Regions from separate parts of the Mus musculus genome. Here region 2 is linked to region 1. A link is a loop called in an ENCODE intact Hi-C map of the cell type or tissue named here. Cell type or tissue: left cerebral cortex. All regions are shown on one strand.

Evidence for each region. A loop is a pair of places that touch in the nucleus more often than their neighbours do. Peaks named below come from ENCODE experiments on the same cell type or tissue, not always from the same donor. Only the 100,000 strongest peaks of a DNase experiment are listed, where the experiment ranks them.
Region 2: it touches region 1 in a loop (11-fold over the local background); 6 of 42 quality-filtered maps call a loop at or near these places.

Annotation. Positions count from the first base shown.
Region 1 is chr8:34,388,264-34,396,263 of GRCm38, forward strand. No RefSeq gene overlaps it. Among named protein-coding and RNA genes, the nearest start is that of Gm33831, 5.5 kb to the left of the region's middle. In left cerebral cortex, no CTCF peak of the experiment used is centred here; DNase peaks (open chromatin) are centred at 4,537, 4,967, 5,216 and 6,002; H3K27ac peaks cover 3,126 bases.
Region 2 is chr8:34,476,921-34,484,920 of GRCm38, forward strand. All of the region lies in intron 2 of Gm46038 (a long non-coding RNA gene), which reads left to right. Among named protein-coding and RNA genes, the nearest start is that of Gm39160, 7.9 kb to the left of the region's middle. In left cerebral cortex, no CTCF peak of the experiment used is centred here; a DNase peak (open chromatin) is centred at 3,740; H3K27ac peaks cover 840 bases.

The DNA.
Region 1 (8,000 bases):
TTCTTCCTCATGGACCCTGACTGTCCCTTGGGCACCTCACACATGGCTGCTGTGATTCTTAGTCTGAGAAAGCAGCCTTTCTTGCTGCAGACGGGACATATACGGTAACGAATGTCTTGTCTTGAATATTGCGGATGCTCCACCACCGTAGCGGACGCCTTTGCAGCCTTATAGTTTATGCCCATTTCTCAGTGACTTTAGTATTTTCTCCACTTTGTGGGCCGGGTCTTCACTTGGGCTTTTCTGTTGATGCAATCCTGGCACCCATTTGTTTAACGTCTGGTTCTTTATGGGTCCTCACTACTGCATGCAAAGAGCTTTCACATATTTCTAATCTGCATATTAATTTCGCTGTGATACTGAACTGGTCCCTGCAGGACTGTGCCTCATTAAAGAACATTGTCACCCCATATGCTTTGTAAATTCATTGTCCAAATATGGCGAAGGCCCTGCCAGTGCTGATGGCTCTGTGCTGGAAGTGGCTGCAGACTGTACGGTTGGAATTCTGAGAGGGAATAGAAAGGAAGAAAGCAAAACAGGAAGCAGAGCCTCGTAGACATTTGTGTGTGTGTGTGTTCGTGTGCGTGTGTGTGTGTGTGCATGTATGGTCCATAGCATGTGTGTGTATGCATGTGGAGGCCCAAAAAGTACAACCTTGGCTGTTGTTCTTAAAGTGCCATTGCATTTATTTCCTTGTGTGTGTGCATGCACATGCATGTTTGTACGGAGGCCAGAGGACAACTTGCAGGAGTTGGTTCTCTCCTTCCACCTCGTTTGTCCCAGGGATTGAACCCAACTTGCCAGGCTTGGCAGCAAGCACCTTTTCCCATAGAGCCTGAACACTTTGTTTTCTTGTTTTGTTTCATTGTTTTTTTGTTTTGAGACAGGACCTCTCATCTCTAGTCTACCTGGAACTCACCAGGTAGACTAGGTTTGCCGGCCGGAAAGCCCCAGGAATCCACCTGTTTCTTCCCCACACTTTCTAGGATGGCAAGTAGGTACTAACAAGCCTCAATGGGTTTAATGTGGGTTCTGGGGATCAAAGGTCTTTCTGCTTACAAGGGAAGCTTCATTCCAGCCTTCCCTCCACCTTTTAGGCAAGGTTCTGATATGTAGCTAAGGTTGGCTTAGGGTTTCCTATTTACTTCAGCTTGTTCCAGAAGTTACTATGTATTCCAGCGGTCTCCAGCTCTCCACCTTCCTGCCTCTGCCTCCCAGTGCTGAGATTATAGCTGATGTTAACACCAAGCCTGGAATATGTTTCTTTTTGCTCCTTCTTCAAGATGGACTCTCAGTATGTATCCCAGGCTATCCTGGAACTTGCTGTGTATCTCAAGCCTGCCTTGAACTCATAGTCCTCCTGCCTTAGCCTCCTGAGTCCTGGGATTACAGGCCCAGCCCACCACACCCCACTGAACTTCAGCCCTTTGTAAAGGAGATGTTTGTGGTCCAGTCTATCATGGATTTGGGTGGCTGAGCTTAGTTGCAGAGGAAGCTTCTGGCAGGTGAGTGAGAAAATTGGAGATGATGGAGCGAGCAAGGGAGGGAGTGGACCAGGTAGAAGCTTCCCTGCCCTTGACAGAGATTCCCTCCGCATCTGAGGCTGGAAATTACTTTTTTTGCCTAGCAAGGAAGCCATCCTGCTGCATAACCCCAGCAGAGTTGCAGATCTTCTCGGAACCATGATTCACCTTGAAACTCTCTTATATAGAGTTGTTCTCTATCGCGCAGTGAACTGAGGATTCCCATAGTTCCATGCGTGGGGATTCGATTATCTGGTGCCTGGAGCCTAGAAAGGGCTCCAGGAAGGCAGAGGATCCCCCTGCCTGAAGGTCTTCCTGTGCACTCCTTGCGTTTGCTGTCTGGAAGGACTCTTGCAGAGAGCTGTGACTGAGACATTTCCCTTTTGCCATCCTGCTCCCAGACCACACAGGCCTCGCATGACGGAACCAGCCCATAATTCTGGAAACATCCTTCTTCAATGAGCACAAAGCATGCATGCTTTAAGTCCTGAGGGACAGCACCTTGTTTTGACAGTTGGAGCTAGATGTCCACGTGTGTGTAAAATAGCACTCACTGGACATTAAGCGGTGTGCATGAAGTCACGAGACAGGATGTAAAGAATTTCCTTGGTCTCTGCCTAGAACTGTTATGCCTCCCTCTCCCTTCCTTCCTTCCTCCTTTCCCCTCTCTCCTCTCCTCCCTTCTTCCCCCTTTCTTTTTTTTTCTTCCAAGAATGGATGGGAAAGACAGCCATGCATCTAACGCACTTGACATTTTGTAGGGACATTTGAAAACTGGCTGCTCTCGGTACTAATACTTGTCAGTGTGTGCTGATCTTAATTTCTTTACAACCACTCCATGTCAGTTTTCTGGGTGGGCCTCAACCCATGTCTGTGAAGGAGAATATCTCTTCATAGGCTCTTGCTGTACTGTGCAATTCTTTCCATTATGATTAGGGCTGTACGGAGACCAATGATACCCACAGTTCAGGGAGAAGGAAGAGAATTGGCATTTATTCAGCACCTGGGATGAGAAAGAAGCACAAATGTCACTGTCCTCCATCTGCCCACAGTGGGGGGATGTGGTGACACGTCTGTCCCCACTTTCCAGCAGTGGCAACAGCTCCCATCAGGGACAGAGTTGGGTCTGCATGAACTCAAACCCCAAGAGCTACCCAGAACCTTGTGCGGTCTAAGAAGGAAAGCTTTGACTGTAACGTTAATGTAGTTTCTTTCATTTGCATATACTAATCATGTAAGGAGGCTGCTATCCCACTGAAAGGCATTTCCCTGGGACCATTTATGTGTCATACCCTGAAAATACTGAAAGAAGCACACAACACTCCAGCAAGCTTGGAAGGCCTATCTATCGCTTCTTAGCTCTATCTGTGAACCTACCTGATCTACGGCTTCTTAGCTCTGCCCAGGAACCTACCTTATTCCCTTTTCATTGCTGCTTTTCTCTTTTGCAGTGCAGGGTGGGGGGGGGGATGTCTTCCTAGCACCTGGCATAATGCTAAGAAAGCAGCCTACCACCGGGCCACACTCTTCGTCCCTCATCCTATGCCTTCATGTAGCTGAGAGTTCCAACAGCTAGGTAGAAATAGAGCTACCCCAGGCCCACCATGGTCAGGGCATGCAGACTCGTTCCTCCTTCCTCAGAGCTCAGGCGGAAGAGCAAAACATTGCTGCAGAGCTTTCTACAGGAGTAAGGAAGAAGGGACAAGACCAAGACATCCAGGAACATGGCTTTCTTCTAGTACGGGAGGACGAAGGGTAGATGCTGTTTTCTTCAGGTCCCTCCAGGACTTGCTGCTCTCTGTGAGGCTGGCTCTCTCTGTCCCATTCACTCCCCTATGTATCGCACGCATCTAGATCAAACTACACACTCAACTCTCAGCCCCCATTAGTTGTTGGCTCATGCAATAATTAATTCGGCCCAACACTGTGGCCAATAACATATGGGACAGATCGTCTCCATTTTAATGGCTTTATTGGGCTAATTTAGAGGGCTTTAACCCCTGGCTTTCAACAGTCACGCTGCTAGATCCATCTTCCACATTCATGAAGCACCATGAATGGTCACAGGAATTGGAGGATCACTCTGGGTGCAGCCATGTTGACCATCAGAGGAAGGAAGGGTAGACTAAATACCCTATGGATGATGATGGGTCTGATGCTGCCTTATGGGGACAGGTGACGGGTGCCATATGGCCAAGCTGCCACCATTTTCACAGCAGCTGTGTTCGGAATCAAAAGGTGTCTCGGTGTACCCCGAAGTCAAGGAGGGGATTTGAAATATATTACAGACTCCTTTGTGAGAGGTAGGGGAAGAAACGGAGTCAAACTGTGGCTTAACCCTTTCTTCCCCACACTCTCCTGCTGAGGTCAGAAGGTGGGTTCTTGCAGCCCGAGCCCAGCTGTTGTCTTCTCATCTTTGTGAATCTGGCCACACAGTCATGCAACTAAAGACGTGGATTCACTTCTCATGCTTCGCACAACATTTTTACTGACTGGAGTGTAGGCTGTTGAGAGAACATTTTCAGCCCTGTATTTGTTTGATGAGCCAGGGAGGGCTGAATAGGTGATATGGAATCAGTATGGACTGCATTGCAGTTCCTGCATTGAACTGTAGACATCTCGGGGTTTCTACCCACACAAGGCTCCTCCCTGCCGAGCATCTCTGGGCACAGGAGAAATAGCATTTTGGGTTCCTTGCAGCCCCCCAGAGCATGTTGGTCCAGCTGACATTTGGATAAATGAGCCACATTATCCAGGAAAAGGAGTGGATCTCTGGTCATCCGGCTGGGAAGGAGGGCTGTCATAAGAAGCTGTGTACGGCATGAACAATGTGTGGGGGGCGGGGGAGAGGGGGGAGGTGGGAGTTTCCTGCCAGAGAGCCAGCTCCAGGCCCACCTGCATCTCCTTGGCAACAGTGATGGGGTAGAATTTATAGGCTTGTTCCTACGTGAGTGCCTTGGGTCTTTTAAATACCTGCTGGCTTTTCTGTACACCCACTGCGTCTCTGAATCATTATGCAGAGCTTTGGGCGTCTCTCCCTCCCACTCCAGGCCCTGGCAAGGCTCAGGGAATACGGAGAGGTTCAGGAGGAACAGCCTTTCAGTATTTTGCTTTGCTCCCCGGATTGTCAATTTTAGGGTCTAGATGTGACTTTGCAGGGTTACTTCTGAACGGGCCAGCGAGGTATAGAGGAGTCTGGACATCAGCACTTTGACTCCCAGCTGTTTAATGGTACCATCTTGGCTCAGATGGCTCCCTACTCTATGTCCCTAGTCTCTCTAAAGAGGAGCGCTGGAGTTCCTGGCCTCAGAGGGGCCTTCTACTGCCAGCATTTTGTGTGCTGTTATCGGGCTTCTCCTTGGCTATGCACACCCGGTTTAAGAACACAGCACCTGTCCTGCTGCACAGTGCCAGCGCCTGCAAAGGCAAGCCAAGCAAGCCGCATTGTTAGCGCCAACCAACGGGAGTCCAGAGCCAGAACTCAAATGGAATTAAGTGCCAAGAGCCCAAATAAGCCGAACCAGGCACTCTACTTCCAAGTTTAAAAAAAAAAAAAAGACACTAAAAAGAAAACCAAACTTAGAAACCAAGAACCAAATGTGTGCACTTTAAAAATAAAACAAACCACTTTTTGAACTAGTTAGAACCAGAATTGGTTCCCTGTATTTTTTTGAAAGCTAACGCCGAACACCAAAATATCCCCTGGACCGAATCAAACAGATTCCCAACAGTTTCAGTCTCCAGTTAGAAACAGACAAGCAAGCAGGCAAGTGGAGAGATTTTAAAAAAAAAAAAACAAAAAACCTCCTGACATTTAGAGTGAGATTCTGTTTAGGACTGAATCAGAAGAGAGAATTTTTAGTTCTGTTGAGTCAAGCACATCTTCTACAACCAATAGGGAAAATGCTGGTGCTGTCCGCTGTTCAGAGGATGATGGATCGGCCACAGTTTACTGCTCAGTCGCTGGGCCACAATTTCCAGTTGATTGTGCAGCTCTTCTGCCCTTTCCCTAGATCTTATTTGAATGGAATATTGTATGCGAGCGGGTTTCCGTATCTCCCATTTTGGATACGCATCCAATGCACTTACATCGCAGCTCCCCTGTTCCTCTGCTGCCCTTTCTTTTTTCTCTCCTTGTGGGAACCTTGTCTCTTCCTAAAGAGCCTGCCTTGTTTTCATGCCCACTGTTCTTCTTAAATGCCGGTTCTGCATGGGAAAAAAATGGAGTGATTTTTTTTTTTGTTTTGTTTTTGTTTTTTTTTTCTAAGTCTGGCTTATTTTATTTAACACGATCATTTCTGGTTCCACTCATTTTCCTACAAATAATATGGTTTTGTTTTTCTTTGTGGCTGAATACACTCCAGTGTGCGTATAGTGTTTTTATTTCTCAGTCCATAGATGGGGCGCCTAGGCTGGTTATATAACTTAGCTATTTATGAACAGTACCACAGTGAGCGTGGACGGTGAGCTTCTCTTGAGTCTGTACCCAGGAGTATCACGCTGCCTCCTCTTTCTGCTAGTATCATTATTTTTGAAGAGTTTGGATGACCATATGATGGCATCACTGATATGTAAGGACCAGGAATTTTTGAAGGACTTATTTTATCTGAAGTTCATAGATGGCCTTTGTCCGAGGTAGCTGGTCAGTGGACTCTGTCAGGTTTGTACCTTTGTGGTCTAGGAGAGATGATGAAGAAGAGATGATGAGAAGCATCTTATGATTTAGCTGTCACCATTTCCTCCTCCCTCTTTACTGTCTCTTTCTCCTCCTCCTCCTCCTCCTCCTCCTCCTCCTCCTCCTCCTCCTCCTCCTCCTCCTCCTCCTCCTTCTCTGTGATGACTGAAGGACCAAACTGTCATGTCTTAGAGAAGTCACAGACGCTCAGAGCCCAGTGGGTGGGCTGCCTTTGCAATGCCTGAGTGTCCGGGGTTTCTCTGAGTATTTGTAACTTCCTCAGATGGTGGTCTGTCCCCAGATTGGGACACTTGCTCTTCCATAACTGGAAGAGATGTCACATGAGAGTGGAGATCTATTTCGGCCCTGTTACAGTGCCTGGCTTAGAAGCTGGCATGTGATGTAAGGTATAAGTCCCAAGCCTGGTCTTCCATGTGACACCTTTTCTGTCGGAAGCAGCTCTGGGCCAAGCAAGGGCTTTCTTCCTGGACTTTCTCCTACCCACTTTTTCCTCAGCATCTTGTTCGCAACAGCTGCCTTGTGTCTTCCTGTGTCACAATCCTGTGCCAGGGGAGCAGGGTCTGACTCTGCTGTGCCTCAGGATCTAGGATGAAGTGCTAGAGATGGGGAATGGGGTGCATCTCAGTTTAGGGTGTCCACATCTCCGTGGTTCACCCGTGGGTGACCTCTGAACTCAGTTTTCCTTCTCTTAAAGTTATACACAGAATTTACAAAGTTGCATTGGAAGCAAGAAGGTGACTAGGTGTGAAAGAGTGTTTGCTCTACAAATACAAGGATCTAGTTTGAATCCCCAGCACCTGTGTAGAAAGCTGGCCATGGTATGTGAGTCTGGAATCTGAGCACTGATGGGGTGGAGACAGGCGGATCCCGAGCTTGCTGGCCTGCCAGCCTGAGACAAGCTTCCAGTTTAGTGAGAGATCCTGCCTCAAAATAACACAGTGCAATGTGATTAAAACACCAATGTCCTTTGGCCTCCATTTGTACACCTATATACTCATGTGCGTGCAACACACACACACACACACACACACACACACACACACACACGCGCGCGCACACACACACACACACACAAGTTATGTTCTGAGACTTGCCAGGAAAAGTATTACTTTCCACTCCCCTTAAGGGCCCCGTCTTAGTGCTTCTACTGTAGTGATAAAACACCATAGCCAAAAGCAACTTGGGAAGGAAAGGGTTTATTTCAGCTTATATCTCCTGGTAACCATCCATCACTGACAGAAGTCGGGGCAGGAACCAGGAAGCAGGAACTGAAGCAGAGATCATGGAGGAATACTGTTTATTGGCTTATCCTCATAACTCCCTCAGCCTGTTTTACTGTGGACCCAGAACCACCAGACCCGGGGTCGTACCACCCATAGTGAGCTGGACCCTCCCACACTCTCTCATCAACCGAGAAAATGCACCATAGGGGTATCCGCAGGCCATTCTGGTGGGGACATCGTCTCCATTGAGGTTGGCTCTTTTTGTGCTTATGTTGTTAGTTATTTATCATGACTTTTTAGCCTATAAAACAGAGATGAGCTGTCCTTTCTTTGCTTCTATGACATATGTATACACACATCATACAGCCCTCTCCCCACACTTCTTTTGACCTTCTACCCTTGTAGTTTGGTTATATTGTAATTTTGATTTATACACTGAATGAATTGTTTACACTAAATGGATCCATAGGTGCTTTATACACATGAAGTCATACCGTAAACTTTGATTTACATCAAAGTTCTCCCTATGTGGGGATTGTGTACCTGTAGAATCAGTCA
Region 2 (8,000 bases), 89 kb after region 1:
GCAGATTGTTCTCTATGTGCATAACAGAAGCTATAGAGGTTCCCCGATCTTCCTCAGTTCTGACAGATAACTGCACATTTAAGGAGAAGCCCCTATGCTTCATGTTAGGGAAAGAAAGACATTATTGCATAGCTGTGTGGTCTAAAGTAAATGATTTAACCTCTCTGATTCTCTGTGATTTCCCTGGTCTTTATTTTTCATGAACTGGAATTTGATGTATACATACACACACATTTCTCTGTTCCAGAAGAGCATTGAAGGCTTTGGTTGTAATGGGGTCTAGGATTTACCCGCTCCTTGATACCGATGTCTCCCGTGAGAGGTGAAGAGTCAGCTCTGCTCTAGGAAGCCATAGAGGTGACTACGGGAGATGGTTTTTGTTTCTGGGATTCCAAAATCATAGAGAGGTGGGGACCCAGAGAGAGTATTTTGGGATTCACAGCATTGCTAATGGGAGAGAGTGTGTTAAGCCCGTACCACCTTAACCCCTGCGTGCTTGTGGCGGAGGATGTTCCTCAGAGTCTCAGCTCATGCTTCTGTCAGTTTCCCAATCTAACCTTACCACTTTCATTAAGGTTCTTGTAACTCATCAGTTAACAGAAGCTAAACCAAATGGAAAAGATGGATCTAGCAATGGCAATATGAGATGAAGCCACCAATGGTAATACGAACAGACCCATTTATAGGAAAGGTCACAAATGTGAATCACTGGGAATTCTTAGAGCAACGGTTCTCAACTCGTGGGGTTGCTTCAATGACCTTTTCACAAGGGTCACCTAAGACCACCAGAAAACACAGGTATTTACATCATAATTCATAACAGTAGCAAACCTAGAGTTATGAAGTAGTAAAAATAATTTTATGGTGGGGGGGTTCACCACAACACAAGGAACTATATTAAAGGGTCACAGCATTAGGAGGATTGAGAACCACTGCCCTAAAGTATCCTGGGTAGTGGAGAGGCCAGGGGTAGGGCTTAGAGTCTTATGGTGACACTGTTCATCAAGATTGTGCCCTTGTTGGGAGTGATAGCACACACCTGTGATGCCAGCACTCAGGAAATTTATTGCAAATCAGAGGCTGGCACAATCTACATGAGGAGTTGGGGGTCACAGCTGTACAGCGAGACCCCCATCTCAAAAAGACAAGAATACCACACTGATGGAACCCAGAAGCAATACAAACAGTAGGCTAGGGTCAAGGCTAGGGTCCTCTGTGATGTTCCAGGCTCGTTCTGCCTTGGCTGCCCAGCTCTAGTGTAGGAATGGTAATGGCTTATACCTCAGGTTATTCTAAGGGTGTCATGTTCTAGTCCTTGAAAAGGGCTCAGAGCAGTTCCTGGCATATAGAGAAAATGAGAATGTGAGCTTTTGATTGGTTCTCCGTATCAGACAATTAGTAACAGACAATTAGTTCACTGCCTCACGATGTCTCCCGTTCAGCACTTTGAGAGTAGATAGTTCTGTGATTCAGTCCTTCTTAGAATCACTTGGAGCCCAGCATCAATTTTCATGGGCATTTTGGGGACAACATAATAACTATTGTTTCTTTATCCATGGAAACATTTTAATAAAAAACTGTCAGTCTGTCCCAGGTCCCTAAGTGTGACTATACTCTAGATAGCAGATATGGTCACCTGCTGCCATTCAGTGCTAATTGTGCAATCCTTGTGACCATCAGGGGACTCTGGACTGCCCCTTAGCACACACCTGCTCCCCCACACCAAGCCAGTACCCAGACAGTCCAGCTGCAGAGTCTTTGTAATACTTTCCTGTGCTCTATCAGACTCTGGCCTTCTGTCCCCAGGTTGAAAGTTTTTGTGCCAGGAGGTTTCTGTAGCAGCAGAGCTGGTACACAGCCTTCCTGCTGCCCTTGGAAGGTTGGGTGTGACATGCGAGGGGTGGGAAGGTTTTGTTAGCCTCATTATTTTTTTTCTTTAATCAGAATAAATGTTAACAATAAGGGAATCTGTCCAGATTATTCTCAACCCAAAACAACCTACATTTCCTACAATATAAAACATTCAGTTATAAATCTATGTCTTTACCAGTATGTAAATAAATACCTATCAGATGTCCCCAAGGAATGAAGTGACCCTGATAGAGGTGTGTTATACAAATACTTTTTGGCCCTTGATAAAGTAGAGGTTTCATGTGACATAAGAGTCAGACGAAGCCAGGTGCAGTGACTCAGGCCTGTATTTTTGGCACTCAGGAGGCTGACGCAAAAGGTCATTGCAAGTTGGCCAGCCTGGGTTACAGAGTGAGATGTGAGACCTCGTCTGGAAAACAAAACAGGAAAAACAAACAAACAAAGAAACAAATAAACAACCCAAACCATCACATCCCAAACAAAATAAAACAAAATACCTAGAAACAGAGAAATACCAAAACAAAAATTTGAGTCCAAAGAAAGTTAAAAAAGCTGTGTCTTTTTTAATCTTTTGAAGTTAGAATATAATTACAACATTCCCCACTTCCTTTTCCTCCCTTCAACCCCTCCTCTCCATATACTCTCCACTTGCTTTGGGCTGCCTCTTAATAGAGTAAGTCTGCTGACCGTCCAGGGGGGTCCACTCTATGTGGGGTAACCACATCACATAGTTGGGGAGTCAGCTATAACAGCCATCTAAGAATTATTAGACTCTGATAATAATAGAACAAGCTTTTCCCCCAGTAGCTTGGAGTGCCTGCCTGTGGGGTTCTCAGACGAACTTCTGGGGTAGGTTTTCATCTGTCCCAGGCATGAAGATTCTGATGGTAATAATCCATGGAATTCTTCAAGGGAGGTTCCATGTTAGCACTTCCTTAGTTCCTAATCCTGGGTGAGCCATTCGAATCAAAAGATCCTTATCAAGAGATTGGTATGTTCCCAGTGCAGGCTGGGACATAAAGCCATATAAGGAATAGCTAACTCAGAGATACCTTCAGCTAGGTGGTACACAGAAACCCAGATATCAAAATTCCTTCACCTTGGTTCCTATATGGGCCTATCAGAAATTGCTTTCTTGGTGTCTTAGTTAGGGTTTTACTGCTGTGAACAGACACCATGACCAAGGCAAGTCTTATAAAAAACAACATTTAATTGGGACTGGCTTACATGTTCAGAGGTTCAGTCCATTATCATCAAGGTGGGAGCATGGCAGTATCCAGGCAGGCATGGCGTAGGAGGAGCTGAGAGTTCTATGTCTTCATCCAAAGGCTGCTAGTGGAAGACTGACATCCAGGCAACTAGGGTGAGGATCTTATACCCATACCCACAGTGACACACCCATTCCAACCAGGTCACACCTATTCCAACAAGGCCACACCTTCAGATGGTGCCACTCCCTGGTCCAAGGATATACAAACCATCACACTCGGGTTGCAGGCATTGGAGAGGAATCTGTGATTGGGCAGGGGATCTGGAAGTGGAGAATCCTAGGGAAGAAAGGAGTGGGGGTGGGGTTCCAAATGAAAGTTACCTCTACCCTCTCCATCTGTCCCCTTCTAACCTTGAGAGGAAAACCTGTTGAATTCATTGTCTTTCCCCTACCAACAGTATGCCCTGCCTTTTCTCCACCCTCCCATCCCACCTCCCCTATCTTCAATGCTGACTGGATGTCCCTGTCACCCCAAGCCTCTTTGGGTCGCTTTTAGCAAGCCTGGAGGACTGTTTGACTTGTGTGGATGAGAACACAAGTCACCCAGGCTGTGTGGTGGGTGAAATACCATCTGATTCAGACGTTCCTTCGTGACTTCCTCCCCATCTGACTACTGCCTCCAAACATAGCATAGTGGGGGTGGATCCCAGCCTCTCTCCTGTTCCCTGGGAATGCTGGGATGGAGGCATGGCTTTACCTGCAGGTAACACACACAGGGAGGTTGCTTGTTCCTCTTTAATAAGGAAAAGTGAGCCTGGTTGCGGAGTGGGGATGTCCTTGAATGTCTCCAAACTGTGGGGCATTTGCCCAGGAAGTAAGCATGCCAAGGTTGGTCCAATATGTTTATTGAGTGTGTTTCGTGTAGATTTTCTTCAATTGTCAGTCTATAGACTAGATCAGCCTTTAAGCAAAAAGGGGGGTCAGGTAGAGCATTGAAGGGGTGGTTCTGCTGTGAGCTCATTATTAAATATCTGGTGTATTAGACCCTTTTCCTAAGATCCTTTCCAATTGCTCTTTAAAGAGAACTAAAACATAAATAAAACTTTAGGAAGGACAATAAGTCTTAACTAAGGTGTTGCATCATTTCATGTGACAAAGATAAATGTTAGGAATAAATGTTAGCAGCAAAGGGCTTCCCTCACTGAGGGGTAGGAAGAAGGGAAAGAATGATCTGAAACTCAGATGGGAAAGGGTTCTGACTTGGGTCCTGGAACAGGTAGTCCCACCCCAGCAGAAAGAAAGACTGGCAGTTTTGGATCTTGTTGCCCTAGCACATGAGCACCCTGGGGCCACGGCTTTTCTGAACCTCTCATTTTTCATGTATGGAAAACAAACTTAGAGAGGGTTTTAAACAACCTGCTCTCAACTTCAGATCCTAGACACAAGATCTTAAGCAAAAGTCTCCAGAATCTAGGAGACTGGCCAGCGACACCGTGGACAATAGATGTAGGGCATGGGAGGTCCTCTCACGATGCTCATTTGCTTCTGAGTACTATCCCACCCTGTGGAGAATCAGTATTTGGTAACAGGGTAGGTATTAGTGGTAAGAAATCATGTTAAGAATCCATACCCTTCTGCAATCAGTTCCTACTGCATAATATTAATAGTGTCAGGGATTGGTTCTTGTCCATGGGATGGGTTTCTAGTTGGGCCAGTCATTGGTTGGCTGTTCCTACAGTCTCTGCTCTATCTTTGTCCCTGCATTTCTTGTAGGCAGGGCACATTTTGGGATGGTGTCCTTATCCCTCCAGTAGGGGTCTTGCTTAGCTACAGGAGGTGGCCACTTCAGGCTCCATATCCCCCACTGCTGGGAGCTTCAATTAGTCACCCTCATAGACCCCCTGGAGCGTCCCCCCATCTCGCATGTCCTTGAGATGCTCGCCTCCCCCACCCTAACTGCTGCCAATCTCCATTCATACTCTCCAAGACCTCTCTCCCCACACCCAATTCACCCCCCTCCCCATTGCTCTCTCCCACCCAGTTTCCTCCCTCTATCCATCTCTGATGACTAATTTATTTCTTCTTCCGAGTAAGATTCACATATCCTCCCTTGGGCCCTCCTTGTTATTTAGCATTTTGGAGGTCTGTGGAGTGTCACCTAGGTGCTCTGTACTTTATGACTAATATCAGTTTATCAGTGAGTACATAGCATGTATGTCCTTTTGTATCTGGGTTACCTCACTCAGGATGATATTTTCTAGTTCCATCCTTTTGCCTGCAAATTTCAATGATGCCCTTGTTTTTAAGAACTGAGTAGTATTCCATTGTGTAGATTTACCACATTTCCTTTACCCATTCTTTGGTTGAGGGATTTGTGGGTTGTTTCCAGTTTCTGGTTATTACAAATAAAGTTGCTATGAACATGGTTGAGCAAGTGTCCTTGTGGGATGGTGGAGCATCTTTGGGTATATGCTCAGGAGTGTTATAGCTGAGTTTAGAGGTAGAACTATTCCCAGTTTTCTGAGAAAATGCCAAATTGATTCCCAGGGTGGTTGTACAAGTTTGCACTCTGTTATGCTTACAGACAGGAGCCTAGCATAACTGTCTTCTGAGAGGCTCCACCCAGCAGCTGGCCAAAACAGATGCAGAGACCCAGAGCCAAACATTAGATGGAGCTCAGAGAGTCTTGTGGAAGAGTTGTGGGAAGGATTGAAGGATCCAAGGGGGACAGGAACTCCACAGGAAGACCAACAGAGTCAACTAACCTAGACCCTTGGGCTCCCAGAGACTGACCTACCAACCAAAGAGCAAACATGGGCTGGACGTAGGTCCCCCAAATATATGTAGCAAATGTACAGCTTGGTCTTCAAGTGGGTCCCACCCAACAACTTGGAGTTGGGGGCTTATCTGTTACCTTATTCTGTTGCCTGCATGTGGATCTCATTCCGCTAGTTGAGCTGCCTCATTTGGCCTCAGTGAGAGAGGATGTGCCTAGTCCTGAAGTGACTTGATGAGACAGGGTGGGTTGGTACCCATTGGAGGCTTACCCCTTCTCAGAGAAGGGGAAGGAAAGGGCTGTGTGAGGGGGAGTGGGAGGAGAGAGGGGGCTGCAATTAGGATGTAAAATAAATAAATAAATAAATTAAAGGGAATAAAAGAGAACCTGTTCCCTTCTTTTCCACTGGGGGTTGGGGTTTGGGGAGACTCATTCTGTGGCCAAAGGTAGAATTTGAACATACAATTCTGGACCATATTCAAGGATGTAAAGCTGGAAGAAGCAACCGTAGTGTGTACCAGGTGAGTGTGGAGCCTCTTCTTAAAGGGCCCTCGGGGCAGGCTGCCTGTGAAGGAAGCAGAGCACAGATGTTGGAATCCTCCCTAAAACACAGCTTGGCTTCCTTCGAGCCTTCTAATTAGAGATGGCAGCCTTCCCACCCTCTGCAGTCAGTCTCACTTCTCACACAGACCCTTGACTTGGGTGTTCTCCTTCCCAGTCATCAGCTGGGGCAGCCCTCAGACAATGAGCAGTTTTCATAGTGATCCTAAGATGACATTCATATAGAGGTAAGTCCATAGACAGAGGCAGCTTAGGCGAGAATAGTAAGGAGTCTGTCTAGGATGCCCTCTTTTTCTTCCTTTACACCTTTGATGCCCTGCGATTAATGAATTTATACTGGGATGAATGAATCTGCTAGAATGAAGAGAGGGTCTATTTTTAGTTCCAACTGAGATGAATAAGTAAGAGTCACATGGATCACTACATTAAGAAAGACAAAAAGAGCTGCCCATGAACTCTGTCATTGATTATTAATGCCTGCCAGGGAAATGTATTTACCATCTTCTCTACTTGTCATGAGTTATTAGGGGCAGAAATTGTGCCTTATTTAGTGTCGGATACTAGGGCAAAGGAAGCTGAGGTGTCCCAAACTCTGGGCACCGTGTGCTGCTACTAAAGAACTTTGAAGAACAAACCTGTAAGCACAGATTGCAGCCTTGTACTACAGAAGGGCAGGGGGGGATGGATAAGTGTCCAGGGATTTTGCAAGCAAGTTGATTTACTGTTGGCACCTTGAATTTGAATATAACTTACACTACAGAAGGTTCTGCCCACATTCAGAATCAAATATTAGACAATAACCAGAATGACACTGAATGTGTACCTGCTCCTGGGTCCTCTGTGCCCAGGTAGGCGCTGTGCACAGCAGTGTCTGAGGACCACAGCACTTGGTGGAGAGGTGAGAGGATCTCTTGAGGTTATTAGCCAGTCAGCTCAGCTGAAGCAGTGAACCCCAGGTTCTGTGGAAAGCCCTGTCTCAAAAGATAAAGTAGAGAGCAATAGAAGAAGCCGTCTGATGTTGACCGTTGACCTCTGCACACACATGCACACATGTAGCACACACACACACACACACACTGGCAGAGAGGGGGAAGAAGGGAGGGAGAGAGAGAGAGAGATTGAGATCAAGCGCAAGCAAGAAGAAGTATGGTCTTGCCTGTCGCCTGGCCTGGCTTGCTTTCTATTGCTGTGATAAAAACCACACCCAAGGGCAACTTGGGAAGGAAAAGGTTAACTGCACCTTACATTTTACTCTCTATTCCTGAGAAAACCCAGGGCAGGAAACTTTAGGCAGGAACTGAGGCCATGGGGGCAATGCCACTTACTGGCTTTCTGTCTCATGGCTTGCTTAGCCTGTGCTCTTATACAACCCAGGACCACCTGCTGGGCCTTCCCATATCATTCATGAATCAGGAGAATACACGGCACACTTGCCTACAGGCAAGCTGAAGGGAGCGTATTCCCAGATGAGGTTCCTCTTCCCAAATAACTCTCACTTGTGTCAAGTTGACAAGCTAACTAGGACATGATCCATTTTACTTTGTCTAGGCCTATTCTCAACCACCATCTTTTTCTTAATCC